Linked DNA regions of Homo sapiens: regions 1 and 3 are each linked to region 2. Evidence: chromatin contacts called from ENCODE Hi-C or POLR2A ChIA-PET data. All regions are on one chromosome and are shown on one strand. Each heading gives the region's core, a stretch centred on a gene start or an enhancer-like site at or near the end of the contact. The rest is flanking DNA. Distances are from core to core; before and after follow the strand shown. Region 1 has its middle 41 kb from the start of FOXK1. Region 2 holds the start of TTYH3 (tweety family member 3). Region 3 holds the start of AP5Z1 (adaptor related protein complex 5 subunit zeta 1).

The links. Hi-C counts contacts between places; a loop is a spot of excess contacts on that map. ChIA-PET counts read pairs that join two places held with the same protein, here RNA polymerase II (POLR2A). Pooled maps may share reads with other maps.
Region 1: a pooled map shows a loop between it and region 2 (25-fold over the local background). The contact joins the enhancer-like site here to the promoter of TTYH3 in region 2. A Hi-C loop is called at or near these places in 8 of 50 pooled maps. POLR2A ChIA-PET finds 5 or more read pairs at or near these places in 2 of 52 experiments (A549 and MCF 10A).
Region 3: a pooled map shows a loop between it and region 2 (7-fold over the local background). The contact joins the promoter of AP5Z1 here to the promoter of TTYH3 in region 2. A Hi-C loop is called at or near these places in 1 of 37 single-sample maps with no recorded cell type and 7 of 50 pooled maps. POLR2A ChIA-PET finds 5 or more read pairs at or near these places in 1 of 52 experiments (AG04449).

Annotation. Positions count from the first base shown.
Region 1 is chr7:4,640,142-4,643,219 of GRCh38, forward strand. No RefSeq gene overlaps it. Among named protein-coding and RNA genes, the nearest start is that of FOXK1, 41 kb to the right of the region's middle. RefSeq lists silencers at 1,479-1,678, 1,779-2,168. Within about 2 kb of position 1,715, at least 36 of the 41 ENCODE cell types and tissues checked have a DNase peak (open chromatin) inside an H3K27ac peak, as active enhancers do.
Region 2 is chr7:2,630,633-2,633,771 of GRCh38, forward strand. TTYH3 (tweety family member 3) reads left to right here and starts at 1,354. Exons shown (of 14, transcript NM_025250.3): 1 at 1,354-1,646. The coding sequence starts at 1,524. RefSeq lists enhancers at 779-1,510, 2,243-2,975, 2,755-2,864 and a silencer at 1,295-1,704.
Region 3 is chr7:4,774,045-4,777,210 of GRCh38, forward strand. AP5Z1 (adaptor related protein complex 5 subunit zeta 1) reads left to right here and starts at 1,579. Exons shown (of 17, transcript NM_014855.3): 1 at 1,579-1,712. The coding sequence starts at 1,672. RefSeq lists enhancers at 321-997, 998-1,674, 1,048-1,097, 1,138-1,227, 1,658-1,727 and 2 more and a silencer at 1,408-1,537.

The DNA of each region.
Region 1 (3,078 bases), core at 465-2,964, 2.0 Mb after region 2:
GAATCTCCTTCCTTTTTAAAATTGTGATCATGCCTGTAATCCCAGCACTTTGGGAGGCCAAAGCAGGTGGATCACCTGAAGTCAGGAGTTCAAGACCAGCCTGGCCAAGATGGTGAAACCCTGTCTCTACTAAAAATACCAAAATTAGCCTCGCGTGGCCTGTAATCCAGCTCCTTGGGACGCTGAGACATGGGAATCGCTTGAACCCAGGGGGCAGAGGTTGCAGTGAGCTGAGATCAGGCCACTGCACTTCAGCCTGGGCAACACAGCGAAACTCTGTCTCAAAAAATAATAATAATAAAATAAAGTTGTGATAAAATATACAAAACATTAGGGTAGTGGGGGGGACTAGGAAAAGGGGATGGTTGCTGGGTACAAAAATATAGTTAGATACATAAGTAAGATCTAGAATTTTCTAGCACAGCAGGGTGACCACAGTCAGCACTAATTTGCTGTACATTTTAGAATAACCAAGAGAGTGCAATTGGAATGTTCATCACACAGAAATGATGAATGCTGGGGGTGATGGAAACCCCATTTACCCTAATGTAATTATAATACAAAGATCTCATGTGTCCCATAAATCTATACACCTACTATGTACCCATAAAAATTAACAATTAAAAATTTTTAAATTAAAAATATAGGTCAGGCAAGGTGGCTCACATCTGTAATCCCAAAACTTTGGGAGGCTAAGGTGAGAAGATCGCTTAAGCCCAGGTGTTCAAGACCAGCCTGGGCAACATAGCAAGACCTAATCTCTGCCAAAAATAGAAAAAAACATAGCCAGGCACGGTGGCTTACGCCTATAATCCCAGCACTTTGGGAGGCCGAGGCAGGCAGATCACCTGAGGTCAGAAGTTCGAGATTAGCCTGGCCAACATGGTGAAACCCCGTCTCTACTAAAAATACAAAAAAATTAGCTGGGCGTGTTAGTGCACGCCTGTAATCCTAGCTCCTCAGGAGGCTGAGGCAGGAGAATCGCTTGAACCCGTGAGGCAGAGGCTGCAGTCAGCCGAGATCGTACCACTGCACTCCAGCCTGGGCAACAAAGCAAGACTGCGTCTCAAAAAAGAAAAAAAAAATTAGCTGGGTGTGGTGATGCCTGCCTGTGGTCTCAGCTATTTGGGAGGCTGAGGTAGGAGGAACGCCTGAGTCCGGGAGGTGGAGACTGCAGTGAGCTGTAATGCCACCATTGCACTCCAGCCTGGGCAACAGAACAAGACCCTGTCTGAAAAATAAAAGTAAAAATTTTAAATTAGAGATATATAGATATACACAACATAAACTGCACTCCACCCATTTTAAGGCTAAATCGTACTGCATGGTATGCTCCTCCCTAGGACTGATGTGTCTCGAGGGGGCCTCTTAGCTGCTGGGTGCAGCTGCCCAAGGGGGCACTGCGGGGCCCGATGCCGCCCTCCATCCAGGTCACCACTGCACCTCCACGACCACCCACAGAGGCCCCACTTTGCAGGCGAGAGCCCGGGCTCAGAGGCCAGTGGCCGGCCTGCGCAAGGACACGCAGCAGGTGAACCCTCCGCAAGGCGAGGAGCAGGGCTGGGAAGGGCGAGGGCGCCTCTCCGCGCCCCTCCCCTGCCCGGCCACAGAGCCCGGCCCCGCCCCGGGCCCTGCTCGCGGCCCGCCCTGCGCCGCCACTGCGCAAGCGCAGGAGGAGCAGCGTGGCGCAACCTTAAGGCGCATGCGCGGCCGGCGCAGACTTGCGGAAGGCTCCGTTCCCCTCGCGTGAATCCGCCGATCCGGGCTTTGGGGCCCGCCGGGAGCTCTGTTTATAAACACACGGCGCGGCTGCCGGCGAGGGGTAACCCTAAGGGGAGTGGGGTCGGAGGTCAGAGGTCAGCGGGCGCGGGGTCGCCGGCTGTGAGACCGGCCCCGCCACCCTCGGGGACTGCTGGCTGCGCAGCGTGGCCAGCCGGACCGCCCTACTGCGCACCGGGGCTGCCGGGGCGCCACGTGGTGCGCACGTGGTCCGGCCCCGGCGCGGCAGCTCCCCTCCCCCACCACGCGAGCCTGGCCGCAGCGCCCGCTGGCGGCGCGGCGTTGCACATTGCGCGTGCGCACAACTCGCCGCGAGGCGCCTTCCGGTGGCGCGGCGGGGTCGGTTGCCTCCTCGCGACGGCTGCGCCGGGATGTTCCGGGGCGGTGGGGTCGCCTGCCCAATGTCGGGTGCGCGAGTGACGGGTGGAAGCTGGATTTGTGCGCGTTCTTCAATGCTCCAAAGGGAGGAGGGAGCCTCCGAGAGTCCACGTGGGGCCGGTGGGATTCGCAGGGTCCGTTTTCTAAACATTGGGTGTCCTCGAACCTGGGGGCGCGGGCTGTGTCCGCCCCCAGCAGGGATGACCATGCCTGGGTCAGTGGCTGCATAAATAAATAAACGAATGGGGAGGAAATTGATAAAATATTAAAAGAGTGTTGTTTCAGAGTTTTTACTATGTCACCTCTTACAGATTTATGAGAGTTTGTTGTTTTTTGGAGAAGAGGGGTCTCCCTATGTTACCCAGGCTGGTCTCAAACTCCTGGGCTCAATCCATCCGTCCGCCTCAGCCTCCTGAAGTGCTAGGATTACAGGCGTGAGCCATGGTGCCCGGCCTGTTGATGAGATTCTACGTGAAATATATTGGGCGTTACCTAAGCACTCAGTCAGTGGTAGTTCTTATAGTTGTTGCTTAAAAACAGAAAGAAATGTCATACCGTGTTCTAAAAGGATTTGAGAAAGGTTTGCAAAGACTAAAAAGCAAGTGGCAGGGAAAAATAACATACGCAAACTTCCTCCTGACTTTTTCTGCCATTTTATAGCAAAGGCTCAGAATTGCATTGCCATTGTCGGTTGTTTCGGTAAAATTAGTGTTCCTCAAGTTATCTACTCCAGGGACATTTTTTTTTTCTTGAGACAGGGTCTTACTCTGTTGCCCAGGCTCGAGTGCAGTGGCACAGCCATGACTCACTGCAGCCTCAGCCTCCGGGGTCAAGTGATTCTCCTGCTTCAGTCTCCCGAGTAGCCGGGATTACAGGCGCGAGCCTCCATGCCCAGCTAATTTTTGTATTAATGTACTTTAT
Region 2 (3,139 bases), core at 104-2,603:
TGGCTCTGGCAGCTCCCATCTCCCCTTTAGCAAAGGAGGAGGCACAGGCATGGGGAGGCCCTGTTAGGAAATTTGGCTGTGTGGCTCCAAAGCCCATGATGGGCCCTCTCTGGCAGGTGCCTGAATTTTTAGGCCCCAGGACACCAGAACAGGGCACCGTCTTCATCTTAGGTCTTGACAAAAGACTCAACCTTCCCCAGAGGGAAGGCCGGATGGGGACTGAATCTACCTGCGGATCCACTTAACACTCGTACCTTTTTAAAAAAAATTTTTTTTATTTTTGAGATGGAGTCTCACTCTGTTGCCCAGGTTGGAGTGCAGTGGCGCAATCTCCACTCACCGCAACCTCCATCTCGCAGGTCCAAGCAATTCTCCTCCCTCAGCTTCCAGAGTAACTGGGATTACAGGCGCCCGCCACCACGCCTGGCTAATTTTTGTATTTTTAGTAGAGACGGGGTTTCACCATTTTGGCCAGGCTGGTCTCGAACTCCTGACCTCAGGTGATCCGCCTGCCTCGGCCTCCCAAAGTGCTGGGATTACAGGCATGAACCACCACCACGCCCTGCCAACACTCGTAGCTTTATCATCCCCTTTTACAGACAAGGACACCGATGCACAGAGTGGTTAAGTAACTTGCCCCAGATCACACAGCTCTAGGTGCCCCAGCCAGGCCCTGAATCCAGATCATGTCCATTGTACAGATAGGCCACTCGGTGCCTTGCTGGGCGCTGCGGGCTGTGGGCTGTTGTGTGTGCAATGGGGAGGCCAAGACCAGCCCAGCCCACCAGGCCGGACCCTCGAGTCAAATAAGAAACATGCAAAGATCCAAACGAAGAGCGAATTCATGGAATGAAGCGCAGCTGCATATGCAGCCAGGGTTCCAGCCCCCACGGCCACGTGGAAAGACTGGCTGGCCCGGGTCTTACAGCGCTGAGGGTCGGTCTTCCAGCGCCTTAGGGGCCAGGCGTCCCTCCAAGAAGGCGAGGAAGTAGGCGGAGCTTCTGCCGGCGGACTAATGACGGTACAGAGGCGGGGCCGAAGGGCGGGGACACGTGGAGGGGCGGGGCCATTGGGTAATGGGCGGGGATGCGAGTGGAGGGGCAAAACCATCAGGTAAAAGGACCAATAGAGGTTCAGGAGCGAGTGGGCGGGGCACGCTGTGGGGCGGGATCGGCGGGGGATAGACCAATGGTGGGTAAGAGGCGGGACAGAGGGCGGGGCGCGCGGGGGCTGGGCTGGCGGGAGGCGGGCCAATGGAGGCTCGGGGGCGGGGCCGGCGGGCGGACGGGCGGGGGTGCGGAGGGGGCGGCGGCGGCGGCGGCGAACAAAGAGGCGGCGGGCGCGGGCGGCCGAGCGGAGCCGAGCGCAGCCGAGCCGGGCCGAGCCGGGCCGGGCCGGGCCCAGGAGCGCGCGGATGATGCGGGCGGCCAGGCGGGGGTCGACGGGTCCCTGAAGCCCGCGCCCCGGGCCAGCAAGGGAGCCCCGCGCAGGCCGCGCGCATCCGGAGGCGGCCGGGCCCCGCCATGGCCGGGGTCAGCTACGCGGCGCCCTGGTGGGTGAGCCTCCTGCACCGGCTGCCCCACTTCGACCTGAGCTGGGAGGCCACTAGCAGCCAGTTCCGGCCCGAGGACACCGACTACCAGCAGGTGACATGGGCCTCTCGGGGTCGCGGGGTCAGGGACCCCAGGTCACGGCCCCCTCCTCTCCCAGGGTCACGGCCCCCATCCCCGAGGGCCTAAAGACCCCTCATCCCCCCCTCCAGGGTCACGGCCACCTCCTCCTCGCAGGTACCGGCCTCCTTCCTTCTCGAGGGTCCCTTCTGAGTCCTAGGACCCTTTCTTCCAGGGTCATGGCCTCCTCCTCAAAGGTCTAAATACCCTCCAACCCCCAGTGAGGGTCCACGGCCCCCCTCCCGATTCTGGCCTTCCCTTCTGGTGTCACTAAGGCCCCTGGGTTTCATGGAGCTGCCTCTCCCCACTCCGTGAGCCCCCTTGGCCAGTGGAGGGCCTCTCCACCATCACTGTTGGCGGCCTGGTGCTGTGTCCCAGCAGAGACCCCTCCCCAGATGACCCCCAGGCTCTGAGATCAGAGCGGGTGCCTGAGCACATTGGGTGCAGGCAGGCAGAGACTCCTCGCCCACTCACCCCCGACTGGGGAATCCCACTGCCAGGCTTCCAGTGGGTGAATGGCCTGGGCCGCCGCCAGCCCTCTGTGGCCGGTAATGACCCCCTGCTTGGCGGTCAGGCTGTGGGATGTACACAGGGTGCCGTGTGTGGCCGTGGGAGACCAGGCTGCCTGTAGCCCCCGGGGGAGGGAGGCCCGGCGGCCAGGAAGCACCGTGGGCCTCAGGCAGGGAGGCTGGAAGCGGCTGAGCCCAGGCAGACCTGGGGGGCGGCTGGGGGCCCTTTGCAGCCCTCTCCCAGGGGAGCCCTTAGCCTGGCATCATGCCAGGCCCCAGCACCACCCCCATCGCCAAGCTACTGTCATTTGAGTGCGGGGCAGGGGACCAAGCTGTGGGCATTTCCTTCCTGCCTAGAGATCCGGATTCCAGAAGCCCCGTGACCAGGGTCCCTGGTCACCCGGAGTTTCTCTCTGGACGGATCATGGCAGAGCCCCATGGTGGGGTGGGGATGGCTTTGCTTATCAAAATGGCTTGGGAATCCGGTATTCCGCGGGCAGCCTAGCACCTGGACTCTTCAGAACTGCGTTGTCTGTGGCCTCCCGCATCCAGAGGAGGGAGGCGGAAGTGGAGGAGCAGGGCACCTGGGAGCCCACTGCTCCCAGCCTCGCGCTCACTTGCACCCAGGCCCCCCAGCCGAGCCGATGACGTTTCCTAACAGATGAGGAAGGGGGCGAGGGATCGGCCCAGGCACGCCCAGACACAGCAGGGAGGAGGGAGGCGGAAGGATTGGTATAAAATCTCACGCCTGCGTTCTAGAAGCCCAGCCCTGGGGGACCGTTCAGTGTGGGGGCAATGCACATTCAGGAACTTCTGGAACTTATTCCATGCTGATGGCTTTGCCACTTGTCCCTGGAGGACTCTGTTGAAGCTGCAAGGAGGGTGTGCTTCACTTTGGAAAGTTCTCTGCCCTGAGGGTTTGGCCCATTTGTCAGTTCTTAAGCTCCGGGGCAGCCCTGG
Region 3 (3,166 bases), core at 329-2,828, 2.1 Mb after region 2:
TGGAGTTCATTTAAGATTTGTGCGCTTTGGTGTGGACGTTTTACCCTAGTAAACGTTAAACACTGGCAGTAGGCTTTCCATAGACTACCTGTCACCAGCTTTCCTTTGCCAGTCTTCAACCTGCGGCTCCAGGGGCACCCGCCGCACTCCACCGACTCCCATCCACCGCTCACCATCCACCGATTCCCATCTCTTCATTCTCTGCACCAGGTGCCCTCAGACATCACTGGGCGCCCTAGGGCATCTCAAAGCCATGTTTGGAACTCCTGCAGGAAGCCCTCCCTCCTCCTCCTCCTTCCTTCCATCCAGGGGTCTTCTCGGGGCTTATCCCTTCAAGGCCTAACCTTGACCCACCCTATCTACGCAACATTGATTCCCACCCCTACCCTATTCCCCAGAACCTTCAGCAGTGCCTAGCGCAGCTAGGACTCAATCATCGCTTGTCCACTTAATGAATGACTCTTGGCACAAATTTCCTCGTCCTTTTCTGCCCCAGACAGACACCCCACAAACATGAAGTTACCCTTGATTTTTCCACTTTCTTCCTCCTGCCTGCAAATTCCTCAATCACAGGTGGTGCAAATCCTACCTCTAAATGGTACTGAATCTGCCTACTTTCGGGGCAACCTCCCTTACCTGGACCACAACTGCACCAGCCTCCTTTCTCCCTCAGGAGCTTCCCAATCCATTATCTCCCCTGCGGCCAGAGATCAGTTTCCTCCTGGGGTGCATTTAAGCCATAGGAAGCAGATCGCTACCCTAGGCCCGTCCCTCCCCACCCCTTGGTCTGGACACCCTCTGGGCTCATCTTAGGCCGCAGTCGCCGAAGCCTTCCTCCTCCGGTTGGACCCCCAACCAGGTCAGGCTGTCATAGCGTTTATCATGACGCTGGCGTGTCGCCCTGTGTCCCTCGGCCGTCTGCAGGATGGCAAACTTATGGCCAGGGCCCAGCACATTTGGGCACCCAACACATCCGTTAGAATGAACAGAAACTTCCCCTCTCCGAGCCTGTGGCCTCATCTGTAAAACAGAGATCGCGAGATCCCATGAATACCGTGGGGATTGAATAAGGGATTTTTTCGTTTCAAGCAGCAGGAACAGCGCGGGATGGGTGCTCAATAAATGGGAGCTCAAAAAATCCCCAAAACTGCCCAGAGCCGCGGCTATTCCTTGCAAACTGCTGGACACTGCTGGGCTCAGCCCACAAGTGTCGGAGTTTGCATCAGATTTTCAGGTCGTACTTAGCAAAGGGACTCCCGCACGACAAAGCTGTTTACGAAACAGAAACCAGAACTGGGGCAGTGACACTTTGGGGCCAGCAATGCCCTCTCCCAAAGCCCCAGGCGCCCAATTTCCGCCGAAATGCTTTCCGGGGTCGAAGGGCGCCGGGGCTCCAGAGTGCCGAGGTTCCGGGGTCGCGCGATTCCGCAGCTCCCAGGCGCCGACCCGGACCCCCGGCCGCGGCACCTACGCCCCGCCCCAGTCGCTCCACGCCAAAGCCCATTGGTCGGCAACCTGTCCCTCCTGCTCATGTGATGCGGCACGTGACGCAGCCACGTAAGGCCGCTGCGCTCACGTGACGCGGTCCCGGAAGTTGACCGGGGTGCGGAGCTCCTGGGCTGCAGCTCCTGGAGTTTCCGAGGTTCGTGCGCGTCTGGTGGCGGCGGCGTGATGTTCTCGGCAGGAGCGGAGAGTTTGCTCCACCAGGCCAGGTACGGGGGAGCTGCGGCCCCGGCCCTCCTTCCTGCATCTCTCCCTAGGGGCACACGGGGGTGGGTCTCACAGGGCAGGGGCTTGGGCGCCAGCCTTGCAGGAACCCGACTGGACTCGCCCTCGAGACTTGGGGATCGGGTAAGGCAACACGGCGGCCAGGCTTGGGGTGAGGAGGTCGGGGAGGGTCATGGTGGGTCCCCGGAGGAGGTGACACTTGAGCAGAGTCTTGGTGAGTGAAAGCAAGTGGGGTGGGACCCAGTCGACAGTTTAGTCAAAGGCTTGGCGGTGAGAACTCCGCGTCTGGCAGGAAATCGGGCAGCCGGGAGATTTCAGTGCCTCACAGTCAAGAACGCAAAGTCACAGTGTCCGGAGGCCTGCTAAGGAATAAGGCTGTGTGCCAGGCTGGGGAGCTGGAGGCCATCCGAGGGCTTTGCGGAACCGTGGGAGGGTTTTGTGACTTAAAAAGATCTCTCTTGCGCGGATGTATTAGCTAGGCTGAGAAATCACCCTCCAGGCTGGTTTCAGGCTGTGTCTGGACTCCCAGTAACGAGTGAGTAGCTCCTTCCTCACCAACTAACCAGTCATGGGGGAAAACAGTGTAAGCCAGGACTGAACAGACTCACGGTCCACCAAACAGGCAAAGACTTCATACTACATGTTTAAAAGAAGAAAATGCTGACCGGGCGTGGTGGCTCACGCCTGTAATCCCACCACTTTGGGAGGCCAAGGCAGGCGGATCACCTGAGGTCAGGAGTTCGAGACCAGCGTGCCCAACATGAGGAAACCACGTCTCTACTGAAAATACAAAAAAAAAAAAAAAAAAAAAAATTAGCCGGGCGTGGTGGTGGGTGACTGTAATCCCAGCTACTCGGGAGGCTGAGGCAGGAGGATTGCTTGAACCTGTGAGGTGGAGGTTACAGTGAGCTGAGATGGCGCCACTGCACTCCAGGCTGGGGGACAGAGCGAAACTCCGTCTCAAAAGAAAAAAGAAAAAAAGTAAAGAAAATACAGCCAGCACTACAGCCCCTTGGTAAACGTAAACAAACTTGGTGAGGTGAGAGGCCGAAGCAGGAGAAGTGCATGAACCCAGGAGGCCGAGGGTGCAGTGAGCCAAGATCGCACCACTGGACTCCAGTCTGGGTGACAGAACGAGACTCCATGTCAAAACAAACAAGCAAACCTGGACTCAGAGCTAGACCAATTGGTGGGAAAGATTCGGGTGGTTGAAATTGCTGTGATTATAGTGAGTGAGGTCTTGAAGGCAGGTTAAGTTCTAAAGCCCGAACAGGACAAAAATCTCTGATCAAAATAACCCTTAAGAGTCCACTCATTAGGAAGAGGCTTGGTGAATATGCAGCACCATCTCCCAGCAGCTCAACATAGGCAACCTTCCCTTCAATCCTGGACAGATATGTCATTCATGTGAATGTGGGGACTATATGAAAATGAAAAA